Regions from separate parts of the Homo sapiens genome. Here region 1 is linked to region 2. The links are chromatin contacts, found by Hi-C or POLR2A ChIA-PET in ENCODE. All regions are on one chromosome and are shown on one strand. The core of a region is the stretch at or near the end of the contact, and the rest is flanking DNA. Distances in the headings are between cores, read along the strand shown. Region 1 holds the start of MARCHF2 (membrane associated ring-CH-type finger 2). Region 2 holds the start of ANGPTL4 (angiopoietin like 4).

Region 1 (2,700 bases), core at 32-2,531, 49 kb after region 2:
GATCTCCGCTCACTGCAACCTCCACCTTGCAGATTCAAGCAATTCTCCTGCCTCAGCCTCCTGAGTAGCTGGAATTACAGGTGCCCACAACAAAACCCAGCTAATTATTTGTATTTTTAGTACAGACAGGGTTTCACCATGTTGGCCGGGCTGGTCTCGAACTCCTGACCTCAAATGATCCAAGTGCTGGGATTACAGGCATGAGTCACTGCACCTGGCCTTTGAATGGGCTCTGGGAATTACATGATAATATTAGATGAACATTAATTTTCTGATTTTGAAGGTTATACTGTGATTATGTGCAAAAGTGTGCTTATACTAAGTGAACATATAGTGCAGTATTTTTTTAAAAATTGATCTGTCTTAGAGATGGGGGTGGGTGAGTTTACTATGTTGCCCAGACTGGCCTCGAACTCCTGGGCTCAAGTGATCCTCTTGCCTCAGCCTCCAGAGCAGCTGGGACTACAGGCCTGGGCCACCACACTTGGCTAACTTTTATTTTATTTTATTTTATTATTTATTTATTTATGTATTTATTTGAGACAGAGTCTCACTCTGTCACCCAGGCTGGAGTGCAGTGGCGCGATGTCGGCTCACTGCAAGCTCTGCCTCCCGGGTTCACGCCATTCCTCTGCCTCAGCCTCCCGAGTAGCTGGGACTACAGGCGCCCGCCACCACGCCCGGCTAATTTTTTTGTATTTTTAGTAGAGACGGGGTTTCACCGTGTTAGCCAGGATGGTCTCGATCTCCTGACCTCGTGATCCGCCCGCCTCGGCTTCCCAAAGTGCTAGGATTACAGGCGTGAGCCACCGCGCCCATCCTTTTAAATTTTTTGTAGAGACGGGAACTCACCATGTTGCCCAGGCTGGTCCCCAACATCTGGCCTCAAGCGATCCTTCCGTCTCGGCCTCCCAAAGTGCTCCGATTACAGGCATGAGCCACTGCACCCGGCCAGTCTCAAAAAAAAAAAAGTTAAATTCTGCAGAGGTTTTATTTATTAGAGGACGCTGGCCGTCTGCAGGTGGCGCAGCAGCACCCCCTCGTGCCTGGGGCGGGGCTGGGGCGGGGCCAGTGCTGGGGCGGAGCCGGAGCTGGGGGCGGAGCCAAGACGCGGCAGGGGCGGAGCCAGCAGCTGCGGCACAGCGGGGCCTGTGCGGCCCAAGTCGTCCCTGTGGCCTCCGGCCCCGCCTCTTAGGGCGGGACGTGCAAGGCGATTGGCGAATGCAGGCGAGAGGCGGTCGCTATTGGTCCGCGGCGCTGTCGGCTCGGCGGGCGGTGCCCGGACGCAGGTGCCGGCCGGAGCGGAGCTAGTGGCGCCGACGGGCCGGGCCGGGCCGGGACCGGGGCCGAGGCGAACCGAGGGGCCTGTGCGGCCGCCCGGCCCGGCCGCGGATCAGGTAGGCACGGGCCTGCAGGTAGGGCCGGAGGACGCCAGTCCGCGGGCCGGCCCCGGGTTCGAGGCCGGAGCTCGGCACCCGGGCGGGACGGCTGGGCTCGATCCCTTGGCCACAGCCTTCTCGGGGACGCGGGGACCTCAGTTCCCGTGTCAAGGCCGGTGGGAGGTCTCCGGGGTCCGGCACACATAGGCGCCTCTCCGAGCCTCGGTTTCCCCACCTGTGAAACTGGGTCATCCCATTGCCAACCTGATGGGGCTTCTGGGAGGATTCAGGAGGTGGCTGGTGCAGAAAACGCCTGACACACAGTAGGCAACTGCTAAGTGGCCAATGCCCTTCCCCAACCTCCTTCTCAGAGCGGCTCTGCCTGCAAAATAGTAAGTTATAATATAATGACCCAGCCACTTTGCACAAAGATGCTGAAACAGGATGCCCTGTGCTATGTGGGTGCTCAAAACGGGGTAGTCAAATGGGCATGTTGAGCTCATTCAGTTCTTTTGAAACCATACTGAGTAGGTGGAAGCAGTAGAAATGTCCCCTGTTATACAGTTGAGAGAGTCCAGGCTCAAAGAGGTTAAGTGTCTTGCCCAGGGCCACACAGCACATAAGGAGTAGAGCTGGGATTGGAACCTTGCTTCTCATGCAGGGAGGAATGAATGCAATAACAACCTCCACATTTACCCTAAAAAATATTAATAGAGCTTTTATTGAGCACTTACTGTGTGTGCCAGGGTTGACTGTGTGACCTCTCATCAACAACTCTGTAAGCTGATGATAGTAATTATAATAAGAGCTAATAGTTATTAACTTCTTAATTTTTTACTAATTTATGAACTACATATCATTATGACTCCCCGTCTTTTTTTTTTTTAGACAGAGTCTCTCTCTCTTGCCCAGGCTGGAATGCAGTGGCACGATCTGAGCTCATTGCAACCTCTGCCTCCCAGATTCAAGCGATTCCTACCTCACCCTGGTCAAGTAGTTGGGATTACAGGCCCCCGCCACCGTGCCTGGCCAATTTTTGTCTTTTTAGCAGAAACGGGGTTTCACCATGTTGACCAGGCTGGTCTCGAACTCCTGGCCTCAAGTGATCCACCTTCCTTGAACTCCCAAAGTGCACAAAGTGCTGGGATTACAGGCGTGAGCCACTGCGCCCGGCCTGTAACACTCATTTTAGAGATGATAATACTGAGGCTGAGAGAGTAAAACAGCTGCCTGAGACCACAATGTAGGGAGTTTTAGGGCCCTCTGATTCCTCTGCCCTCTGTTTCCTACCTTCAGGAAAAGGAGCCTGGGCAGGTATGGA
Region 2 (2,700 bases), core at 143-2,642:
ACGAGGTTTCACCATGTTGGCCAGGCTGATCTCGAACCCCTGACCTCAGGTGATCCGCCCCCCCCCCCCTCCCACCACCCGGCCTCCCAAAGTGCTGGGATTACAGGCGTGAGCCACCGCGCCTGGCCACAGACTTTTATTTTATTTCTTTTTTAGAGACAGGATCTCACTCTGTTGCCCAGGCTGGAGTGCAGTGGCACCATTGTGGCTCACTGCAGCCTCTACCTCCTGGGCTCAAGTGAGCCTCCCACCTCAGGCTCCCAAGTAGCTGCGACCACAGTCATGGGCGACCGCCCTGGTTCCTCCCTTCCTTGTGTCTCCTCTTTCTGTTCTCTAAGTTCCTGCTTTATTATAGGCAAAGCTCAGGACATTAAAGACCCTGGCGGTAGAGGGTAGGCTATGGGGGTGAGGCCCTGATCCAAGTCCTGCCGCTAAGGCACTCATAATTTCGGGCTCAGGGGAGAAATGGAAGTCAAAGAATCTCATAAACACAGCTGCGATGACGAACCCTTTCACGGGAAGGAACATGCGAGCCCAGAAAAGTCTCTCCTGGTCTTGGGATGGAGGTCACACGAAGCCTCCGCAAGGCAAGGACTTTTGGTGAGTTCCGGGCTCCGCTGAACTCAGCTCTTTTTCTTTTCCTTCCTTTCTTTCCTTCTTCCTTTCTTTCCCTCCTTCCTTCCTTCCTCTTTCTCTCTTTCCTTTCTCTCTCTCTTTTCTCTCTCTCTCTCCTTCTTCCCTCCCTCCCTACCTCTCTCTCTTTTCTTTTTCCGTCCTTCCTTCCTTCTTTCCTTCTTTCTCTCTCTTTTCTTTCTTTTCTTTTCTTTTCTCTTCTTTCATTTTGAGACGTACTCTGGCTCTGTCGCCCAGGCTGGAGCGCAATGGCGCCATCTCGGCGCACTGCAACCTCCACCTCCCGGGTTCAAGCGATTCTACTGCCTCAGCCTCCCGAGTAGCTGGGACTACAGGCGCGCACTACCAAGCCCGGCTAATTTTTTTTTGTATTTTTAGTAGAGACTGGGTTTCACGATGTTGGCCGGGCTGGTCTGGAAGTCTTGACCTCAAGCGTGCGCCCTCTCCGCCACTGGGTAAGGCGGGGGCGGAATAGGGGGCTTGCAATTTCACACTAGAGGCGGGCACCGTGGGGGAAAGAAGAGTCACGTCTCCCACGGTTCGTAGAGGAAGGCCTGCCTGAGCCTGGAGCGGGGGCGGGAGAGCCACAGTTTGGCATCCCCAGGGCATCCCCCAGCCCGCAGACTACCAGGCCTCCAGAGGACAGGACCCCACCCCCGGCCACAGGCCCTGCCCCCAGCACTCCCCGCACCCCGCCTCCAAGACTCCTCCGCCCACTCCGCACCCAACTTATAAAAACCGTCCTCGGGCGCGGCGGGGAGAAGCCGAGCTGAGCGGATCCTCACACGACTGTGATCCGATTCTTTCCAGCGGCTTCTGCAACCAAGCGGGTCTTACCCCCGGTCCTCCGCGTCTCCAGTCCTCGCACCTGGAACCCCAACGTCCCCGAGAGTCCCCGAATCCCCGCTCCCAGGCTACCTAAGAGGATGAGCGGTGCTCCGACGGCCGGGGCAGCCCTGATGCTCTGCGCCGCCACCGCCGTGCTACTGAGCGCTCAGGGCGGACCCGTGCAGTCCAAGTCGCCGCGCTTTGCGTCCTGGGACGAGATGAATGTCCTGGCGCACGGACTCCTGCAGCTCGGCCAGGGGCTGCGCGAACACGCGGAGCGCACCCGCAGTCAGCTGAGCGCGCTGGAGCGGCGCCTGAGCGCGTGCGGGTCCGCCTGTCAGGGAACCGAGGGGTCCACCGACCTCCCGTTAGCCCCTGAGAGCCGGGTGGACCCTGAGGTCCTTCACAGCCTGCAGGTACGTGTCCCCAGGGCTGGTTCTCCGCGCCCCTAGTGGCTCTCCTGGCTTGGAAGGGTATGGACAGGAGTGGGGCGTGGGGGCGGGGTGCGCAACTGTGGCTCCCTGGGCTTCCCTGCGTCAAGGGATGGGCTCCCCCCTTAGGAAGCCGAGGAGGGAGGTTCGCTCAAGGCCAGGAATTCAAGACCACCTAAAGCAAAATAGCGAGACCCCCGTCTCTTCTACACACACACACACACACACACAAAATAAATAAAATAAAATAAAATAAATATAAAATTAAAAAACGACCGGGCGCAGTGGCTCACGGAGCCTCCACCTGCTGTCGAGACTAGCCTGGCCAACATGGAGAAACCTCGTCTCTACTAAAAATACAAAAAATTAGCCTGGCATGGTGTGCATGCCTGTAATCCCAGCTACTTGGGAGGCTGAGGCAGGAGAATCTCTTGAACCCGGGAGGCAGAGGTTGCAGTGAGCCGAGATCGCAGCACTGCACTCCAGCCTGGGCAACAGAGTGAGACTCCTCAAAAAAATAATAGCGATAAAATAAAAATAAAGCCAGGTGCGGTGACTCACGCTTGTAGTCCCAGCACTTTGGGAGGGCGAGGCCAGTGGATCACCTGAGGTCAGGAGTTCAAGACCAGCCTGACCAACACAGTGAAACCCCGTCTCTACTAAAAATACAAAAATTAGCTGGGTGTGGTGGTGGGCGCCTGTAATCCCAGCTACTGGGGAGGCTGAGGCAGGAGAACCTCTTGAACCCGGGAGGCGGAGGTTGCAGTGAGCCGGGATCATGCCATTGCACTCCAGCCTGGGCGACAGA

The links. A loop is a pair of places that touch in the nucleus more often than their neighbours do. ChIA-PET counts read pairs that join two places held with the same protein, here RNA polymerase II (POLR2A). Pooled maps may share reads with other maps.
Region 1: a loop to region 2 is called in a map of chondrocyte, with 2.3 times the contacts of the local background. The contact joins the promoter of MARCHF2 here to the promoter of ANGPTL4 in region 2. A Hi-C loop is called at or near these places in 16 of 168 maps with a recorded cell type or tissue (HCT116, PC-9, chondrocyte and 11 more), 1 of 37 single-sample maps with no recorded cell type and 18 of 50 pooled maps. POLR2A ChIA-PET finds 5 or more read pairs at or near these places in 21 of 52 experiments (A549, AG04449, AG04450 and 17 more).

What each region holds. Positions count from the first base shown.
Region 1 is chr19:8,412,024-8,414,723 of GRCh38, forward strand. MARCHF2 (membrane associated ring-CH-type finger 2) reads left to right here and starts at 1,282. Exons shown (of 5, transcript NM_001005415.2): 1 at 1,282-1,397. RefSeq lists enhancers at 1-36, 907-1,407 and silencers at 899-1,258, 1,289-1,448.
Region 2 is chr19:8,362,763-8,365,462 of GRCh38, forward strand. ANGPTL4 (angiopoietin like 4) reads left to right here and starts at 1,393. Exons shown (of 7, transcript NM_139314.3): 1 at 1,393-1,877. The coding sequence starts at 1,560. RefSeq lists an enhancer at 1,010-1,059.